Linked DNA regions of Homo sapiens: region 1 is linked to region 2. The links are chromatin contacts, found by Hi-C or POLR2A ChIA-PET in ENCODE. All regions are on one chromosome and are shown on one strand. Each heading gives the region's core, a stretch centred on a gene start or an enhancer-like site at or near the end of the contact. The rest is flanking DNA. Distances are from core to core; before and after follow the strand shown. Region 1 holds the start of SMARCD3 (SWI/SNF related BAF chromatin remodeling complex subunit D3). Region 2 holds the start of ZNF425 (zinc finger protein 425).

What was found. Hi-C counts contacts between places; a loop is a spot of excess contacts on that map. ChIA-PET counts read pairs that join two places held with the same protein, here RNA polymerase II (POLR2A). Pooled maps may share reads with other maps.
Region 1: a pooled map shows a loop between it and region 2 (2.6-fold over the local background). The contact joins the promoter of SMARCD3 here to the promoter of ZNF425 in region 2. A Hi-C loop is called at or near these places in 3 of 168 maps with a recorded cell type or tissue (CD4-positive, alpha-beta T cell and naive thymus-derived CD4-positive, alpha-beta T cell) and 7 of 50 pooled maps. POLR2A ChIA-PET finds 5 or more read pairs at or near these places in 2 of 52 experiments (GM12878 and OCI-LY7).

The regions. Positions count from the first base shown.
Region 1 is chr7:151,246,121-151,250,410 of GRCh38, reverse strand. SMARCD3 (SWI/SNF related BAF chromatin remodeling complex subunit D3) reads left to right here and starts at 1,717. Exons shown (of 13, transcript NM_001003801.2): 1 at 1,717-1,926. The coding sequence starts at 1,849. RefSeq lists silencers at 1,057-1,146, 3,194-3,488 and enhancers at 3,476-4,049, 4,050-4,290.
Region 2 is chr7:149,125,056-149,128,963 of GRCh38, reverse strand. It overlaps ZNF425 (zinc finger protein 425), which reads left to right and starts at 2,640. Exons shown (of 4, transcript NM_001001661.3): 1 at 2,640-2,768. The coding sequence starts at 2,751. It also overlaps the pseudogene RN7SL521P and a transcript of ZNF398 not described here. RefSeq lists enhancers at 1,661-1,710, 2,374-2,925, 2,926-3,477, 3,725-3,908 and silencers at 1,871-2,310, 3,042-3,215.

The DNA.
Region 1 (4,290 bases), core at 468-2,967, 2.1 Mb before region 2:
ACCTATGGCAGACAGAGGCAGGCCACCCACCCATCCCCACCGTGTCAGGGCCCAGGCTCTGTGTGTGGGGGTGTGTGGGGGGTAGTCTAGGCTAAAGCCCTGGGAGAGATTTGGTAGCAAGGGGATCTCTAGGTCCCCTTTCAAGCTAGGGGTGGTGGAGGAGCAACCTGGACCAGATGTCCTCCCTGACATTTCAGATTGACAGTGGGCACCTAAATGAACAGTGACAGCCAAGAGCACAACCAGGGCCAGCAGAAATCAGGCTGCAGGCAGAAAGGACCCCCTGGGCAAAGGCATTCTGAAGGGTTTAGGGTCAGTACCCTTCAGTCTTCAGGGCCCAACTTCAAGTAAGTGTTTCAACAAACTCCCCTAGGCACTAGGCTATGGTCCTGCCCTCACCTGGATTCTCACAGTGAGGCCCCAGCAGACCCCCAAACTTGACCCAAGGGCCTTGTTCCAAAGCCCACGGCTCCTCCCCAAGAAGGAGAAAAAAGGGGCGTGGCCTTTGGGGACCTGGGTAGGCCCAGGACTCCCTGCCTGGGTATGTCAGGATTTGCCCCTCCTCCTTCCGGTCCCTCCTCCACTCCAGGGACTGCCAACTCCTTCCACACGCCCCTTCTGGGGCTCCCTTGCCACCCCACGCCACACCCCAGCCTCAAGACCCCTCTCTTTGGGGTCTTGAGGCCGGCCCAATATACCCACTATACCCAGCCCAGCTGCCCCAACTCCTCTGGGTCCCCTAACCCCACTCCACCCCCACCCCAAGGAAACCAAGCCCAGCTTGCCTCGTTCTCTCCACGCACCCACCCGAGCACCCCCCTGGCGCTGCGCCATTCCCCACATTCATTCTCTTCCTGTTCTCATGAGCACAATCCCTGTCCCTCTTTCTGAAATACTTCCCCTATTGCCCTCACTTTCTCACAGAGCGGCAAACAAAGACTCACATACCCAGAAATAGCCTCTCACAGAGCTGAAAGGCACAGGCCATGTCCTGCCACACACGCAGGCGCGCGCGCACGGAGGCTGTCGTGGAGGGAGGCACACATACAGGGCGTCTGTCTGCACGCACATAAGCTGCCACGCCACAAAAGGGCGCGGACACACACGGCGTGTGAGACAAGGGCACACACAGCAGTGGACGCAGGGCCACGCCGCCGCCCGGGCACACCCACCGCCGCCGGCCCCGGGCAGGCGCGAGGCCTCGCGGGCCGGGCTCCCCCGGTTCCTGCCAGCGAATGTTTCCCTGCTCGGCCTGCCAGGTCTCTGGGGAAAGGGCCTCAGAAATGCAGCAGGAGCCGCTGGGGGAAAAGTTGGAACTGACTGTTCCCTGCCTGGCGCGGCCGGCGAATTCCCTGACGGAGAAACTATTTGTGGCGAGAGCCGGTGGCCGGCGACCCCCCGCCGCCTCCCCTGGCGTCCCCTCCCCGCGCCGCCTCCCGCGGGCCTCGGCGGCTTCGGGCTGCAGCACTGCTGCCCAGCGCCCGCGGCCGGGCTGGTCGGCGCGCCTCGCCGCTTATCTGCGCTGTTTGGACAGCGGGCTTGGAAAGGCAGGCGGCCCCGTCCCCGCCGAGTCAACAGGCAGACCCCGGGCCGCCGGACTATTTCTGTCTTATCAGTGCAGGAATGCGGCAGCCGCGGCGGCGGCGGCGGCGGCGGGCGGGCGGCGGCGGCGTGGGCCGTGGGCCGTCAGGGCAGCCCTGAAGGGGCCCCCTCCCCACTCCGCTCGAGTAGAAGTGTGAGAGAGCCCAGCAGGACTCAGAGGGGAGAGTTGGAGGAAAAAAAAAGGCAGAAAAGGGAAAGAAAGAGGAAGAGAGAGAGAGAGTGAGAGGAGCCGCTGAGCCCACCCCGATGGCCGCGGACGAAGTTGCCGGAGGGGCGCGCAAAGCCACGAAAAGCAAACTTTTTGAGTTTCTGGTCCATGGGGTGGTGAGTGGGGGAAAGTTAGCGGGGGAGGGCAAGCGAGCTGGCTCGGGCTGAATGGAGGGCTGATCGGGAGGGGCCGGGAGGGCGCTCCCGCTCTCCCACCCCTCTAGTGGGGGGCGTCATGGCCCACGGCCCGGCCGCGGGACTGTGCTGGCGCCCTGGCACCCGAACACGTCGCCAGGCGGCCGGCCGGGTCTGACGCGAGGCGGGGAAGGGAGGCGTTTGCATGGCTCTTGTCAGGGGCGGGGGTGGGACTTGGGGACTCTACCCCCCAAGTAGGGGGTCCTCGCTGTAGCCGACAGGTTGACTTTCGTTCTTTTCCTTGTGGGCCCAGGTGTTGCCCCTGCCCTGGGGGTGGGGGTGGGGGATGGGGACATGGCAGAGGCTGGGCTGGGCTGTCTGTTCATCCGTTGGGACAGTGTCACTGCTTGTGTCTCCGGAGCAAGGAGCAGGTGACCCTGGAGGCACTGTAGCGGGAAGCTCGCAGGCTGAGCCACCTCTGCATCCCAGCGGGAGGGCTCTGGAGCTTCTGCCTTAGGGTGGGGGAGAGGACCGCTCTAGGGACTTAGCCCAAGTTAGGGGCTCTGAGGGTCTCCTTGGCGGACTCAGCCACCAGAAGCTGATGTCCTTAACTCCTCGAACATGTGAAGGAAGGGGCTGGAGTTGGGGACATGAGGCCTAGAGACCGAAGGGACAGGGGAGCACTGTCCTGCCACAGGCAGGCTGTGAAGGCACGTGGGAGCCCGGGAGGCTGGAGCTGAGTCAGTAGGGCCCGGCTGGGAGGGGTATGGAGGGGTGGGGAATGGGAGAAGCAGGGGCTGCGACTCTTGGGATGGGTGAGGGAGTGGAGGCCCTGTGTAGAGGAAGCTGTCGGGTTTACTATGGCCAAATTTGGTTGTGACCCCAAGGAAGACACCCTCTCAGTAAGGCCAGAGTCCCTAGGATTTTGGCCTTTCATGGGGATGGGGCTGGTGGCGGGCACAGCTCTCTGGGGGCTCTGAAAGCCTCCCTCTCAGGGCCTCTTCAGCAGATGGGCCAGTATCCCTGGCCTTGATAACTGGGGAGAGCAGCTGACAGGAAGAGGGGGACTCCCTGGAGTGGCCTGTCCTCCAGCCCCAGGGACCCCTGGGGGTAACTTCCCAAGGTGTCCATGTCAGCTAGCTGAGTTACCAGTCCTAACCTGGCTGCTGGTGGGAGCCCCTTTAAAAAGGCCCATCTAGTGGGGAGAGGCTGTACACGTGGACTGTTTTTTTAATCTGGTCAACTTACAGCTTCAGTTCTTGAGTGGCTGTGAGCCCCAGTGCCCCACCTAGCTGGTGGCCAGGCCTGGGCTCCATTCTGGGCTGCTACCCTGGAGGCCTGAGTGACAGGGTCAGGTGGGGTGAGGGAAGCAGACACATGGACAGGCAGGTTTCACTGCAGGAGAGATAGGCAGAGACAGCTGCTGACCGAGGGTGGGAGGACATTAGGGTTAGACACAGAGCCTGGAGGACCAGGAGGGAGAGGTAGCAGTTGGAAGGAAAACAGCAAGCCCAAGGGGGCCCCTCCTCATGCCTGGGGGTGAGGTGGGTGGTGTGTCCATGTTAACAGTGCCAGGGTCTGCATCCCCTGCCCTCTGATCTTCTTCCTGCTTTCGTGGTCCCAGTCCCCATCCCACCCCGCTCTTTCTGTTTCACAGCCCCTGAAACTCTCTCTGGCCCTCCCCATCTCCCTTCTGGAGTCTGGACAAGTGGGGTTTGGAACACTTCGCTCGATGCATTTGCATCTCATTTACACCCCATCTGACCACCCAGGGGTAGTGGCAAGGGAGGAGGAGCCGCCTCCTCTCAGTCTCCACAGCCCCCATGAACCCTGACTGCTGACCTCACTGGGGTGGGGATGGGAAGAGGAGGAGGTGGCTGCTGACCTGGGCAGACAGGAAGGGAAATGTGAGTGCAAGTGTCACTGCCCTGACCCACCCCAGGCCCCCCTGGGCAGCCCACCTCTAACGCAGTTCCCCTCCTCCCAATCAGAGAATCCTGGCTGTGTCTGGGGCGCCCCAGCAGGCTGCCCTTGCCTGCCCTGCCTCCAGCCCTCACCCTGGGAGCAAATTATGGGGGCAGCTTGGTCAGCGAAGACCCTGGATGTGGGGACTTGGAGTCAGCCGAGGGGAGTGGGGTTTGGGACCCAAGGGTCAAAAGCAGGGACACAGGGAGCAGAGTGGCTGAGATGAGCTAGTGAGTACCAGGCAGAACCGCCCAAGAAGTGGAGCCTGAGAAGGAGGAGCAGGAGGAGGAGCAGAAGTCGGAGCAGGGAGCCGGGTACCGGACCTCAACCAAGCCGCAGAGAGCAAAGCCCTGGGCCCCCAGGAGGCAGCCCTTCAGGGGC
Region 2 (3,908 bases), core at 1,391-3,890:
CCAATGTGGTGGCACATACCTGTAATCCCAACTACTTGGGAGGCTGAGGCAGGAGAATCGCTTGAACCTGGGAGGCGGAGGTTGCAGTGAGCCAAGATCACACCACTCTACTCCAGCCTAGGCAACAGAGCAAGACTACGTCTGGAAAAAACCCAACAAACAAACAATATATATATATATATAATTTTATTTTATTTTATTTTATTTTTTTGAGACAGAGTCTCCCTCTGTCTTCCTCTCTCACCCAGGCTGTAGTGTCAGCACAATCTGTGCTCACTGCAACCTTCGCCTCCCAGGCTCAAGTAATCCTCCCACCTCTGCCTCCCAAATAGCTGAGATTAACGTCTTTGCCACTGTGCTGACAAAATCTTGTATTTTCTGTAGAGATGGGGTTTCGCCATGTTGCCCAGGCTGGTCTTCAACTCCTGTGCTCAGGCAATCCTACTGCCTCAGCCTCCCAAAGTGCTGGGATTACAGACGTGAGCTACTGCGCCCGGCCAGAGAATCTAGCACCTTTTAAAGGTTTAAATAGGAAATTTTTGCCATCTAAAGACAGTCACTATGAGACATCCTAAGAATCTTGGTCTCCACAACCCCTTATCTTAACCCAGACACTCCTTTCTATGAACCTGGTCTTCAGATAGCCAATTGCCAATCAGAAAATCGCTGAATCCGCCTGTGACCTGTAAGCACCGCTTGGAGTTGTCCCGCCTTTCCTGACAGAACCAGTGTACACTTTACATGTATTGACTGATGTCTTAAGTCTTCCCAAAACGTGTAAAATCAAGCTGTAACCCAACCACCTTGGATACATGTTCTTAGGACCTCTTCAGACAGTACCTTGGCCTTCCTCACTCATATTTGGCTCAGAATAAACTTCTAAATATTTTACAGTTTGACTCTTCGTAAACATGGATGAATCACAAAAGCATTACGCTTTTGAGGAGCCAGTCACAAAAGGTTATATCATACTGTATGATTCCATTTATATACCATTTCTAAAAAGAGAAAACTAGGTTTCAAGAGCAGATCAGTCCTTGCCAAGGATCCAGGTGTCGGAGGGAGTGACCATAAAGCAAATGAAGCACAGAAGAGAATGGCAGCACAAGGAGTTTCAGGGTGGGACAGGGCTCTTCCGTATCCTGGTTACAGTGGTTACTACACGTATACATACATATGTGAAAATTCATAGAACTTTACACCCAAAGAAACGTTAGTTTTTTTGTTTGTTTGTTTTTGGTTTTTTTGAGATGGAGTCTCCCTCTGTCGCCCAGGCTGGAGTGCAGTGGCGCGATCTCGGCTCACTGCAAGCTCCGCCTCCCGGGTTCACGCCACTCTCCCGACTCAGCCTCCCTAGGAGCTGGGACTACAGGCGCCCGCCACAACGCTCGGCTATTTTTTTTTTTTTTTTTTTTGTATTTTTAGTAGAGACGGGGTTTCGCCGTTAGCCAGGATGGTCTCGCTCTCCTGACCTCGTGATCCGCCCGCCTCCGCCTCCCAAAGTGCTGGGATTACAGGCGTGAGGCACCGCGCCCATCCGAAACGTTAGTTTTAATGTAAGGTTTTTTTTTTTTAACCCTTTAATCAGTAAGGTGCATCTACATTTCACGATTCCGGGACAAATACAGATGTGCACACGCTCCTCAGCCTATGCAGGGACTACTTTCTCATGGACATCCTTTCTAACTACACACTTTTCATTTGTTACTTTAGCCTGACACCTAAAACATGACTAGGACAGAATGCGAGGTTGATTTTCTGGGGACAGTCGCCACCCCCTTCCTTGCCCTCTCTCTCCTTTCTGTCTCTCCCTGGTTTCCCCTTCTGCGTCTTCCCACCTCTCCCGTTTTTGCGTCTTCGTGTTTCTCACGCCCTGTGTCATGGCCTCCTCCGTCTTCTCCCGCTCTGTCACAGTCTCCCGCCGGGGGCTAGGGGTGCCCGGCCCGCATCCCTGGGCGACCCTGAGTCCCCGCAGGCGGCCCCGAGGCCGGGGTGGCTTCCGCATGGGGTCTCTGCCCGAGGCCTTTCTCTGCCAAGGAGGGAGTGTGGACGCTCGGGGAGCCCAGAAGGGCGCTGCACCCACGGGGACCGGACGTGGTGGGCGGACCCCTCCTCCGCGTCCCCGACGGGACATGCCCGGGGCCCACACGGCCTCCGCGCCCCCGGCGGGACGGACACCCCGGGCCACCGCGCGCCCCCCACCACCTACCCGGCCTCGCTGGATTCCCGGGACCCCCTCACAAACGAAACCCTCGAGCTCATCCCTGACTTGGGGGCAGCTTTGGAAGGAACAGCACCGGACTCTCACCCTCTCGCTGCCTCTCAGTCCGGGTTTCTGTGGAGCGCGTCTCCCAGTCGCTGTCCCTACTCTCTCCCTGTTCCTGCTCTCTCCATGTTCACCTGCCCCTCCGTTTCCCCTCCCGTCAGCTCCCTCATCTCGTCTTCGACCGCATCCCTCGCATGCAGATCCGGGAGTCCAAGGGTCCCTCAAAGACCGGCGTGCTGCGGCCCGCACGGAGGGTGCCCGGGCCCCTCCTCTGAGGACCGACTCCCTCTGGCGGCGCCGCTCCTCCCGCCCGCAGGGGGCGCTATGGGGCGGAGCGGCTTCCGCTTCCGAGCGCCGAGTCCCAGCATGCACCGCGCCCGGCCGGCTCTGCCTTTGGGGGCCAGCAGGGCTGTACCTGGGAGTTGGGTTGGGGCGGAGCGGAGGGGAGGCCGTGCCAGGCAGGGCCGGTTCGTGCGGAACCGCCATGGCCGAGCCGGCTTCGGTAAGAAGGGCCGGTGGAGGATGCAGGCTCTGTCGAAACTCGGGTCCCTGTCGCAGCTGGATTGGGGTCCGCGTCCAGGGAGTGGGGCGGCCGGGGCCTGGGCCTGGGGGTTGGCAGTGGCCCACGGACTGAGCTCCGGGCTGGGCTGGAGAAGGTGCAGTCTTGCTGCGTGTGCTGTTCTGGAATTGACCTGGGGAAAAGCTGGTCTGGCCGGGCTTGGCCGCGCGCGTCTGTGGCCCCGGCCACTCGGAAGGCTGAGGCGGGAGCAGCGCTTGAGCCCGGGAGCTCTGCGCTGTATATGCGCTAGGTCCGTCGCGCGGTGCCTCTGAGTTCTGCATCTGTGTGGTGACCTCTCGGGAGCGGGGACCACCAGGTTCCCCAGGGAGGGGGAACCGGCCCAGCTCGGAAACCGAGCAGGGCAAAACCCCAGTGCTGATCGTTAGTGGGATCGCGCCTGTGAATAGCCACTGCCCTCCAGCCTGGGCAACAGCCAGACCCCGTCTGTTTAATACATAAATAAAAGTTGGTTTGGGAGAAAGAATCCGGGTGGGAAAGATCTGTTTCTCGGCCTGTTGTAGGCTCAGATCAACAACGCTGTCCCTGCCTTCAGTGTCGGGGCTCTGAACCTCGGGGTCTCTCTGGGGCCCGTGCTCTCCTGCTGAAGGTAGTTTCAGAGAAGCACATCAGTGTTAAGCAGATGAGAAAAAGGAGAAGGAAAGCTGGAACTGAGAGAAATTGGAGACCGCTCCCTCTAGGAAAGGACAGAAAACTTAAAATGAATTGGGTGGTTAGCGTAAATCGAATTTACCGTAAATGCTGTAGTATTGTAATGTAGTATTGAAAATTTGAGCACCGGTTTTAGAGTTTGAAAGGCGTATCCTGAGGCTTAATCCAAGAAACCCTGTTACATTCAGTTAAGTATAACTTGCTTAAGTGTGCAAGTTTTTCTTGTGCCCCCAATGAAATTTTATAATCTTAGGAATGTAATGCTCCTTATTTGCATTTGATTCTTCCCTTTTGCTTCCCACTCCTTTTCCCCACCCTCCTTTGGCAGGTACAGATTCTTTTCTGATTTCTCCAAGCTTTGTTTCTACAGCCAGGCTTTCTTTTTTTCTCTCCTCTTTAAGTGATTGGGAATCT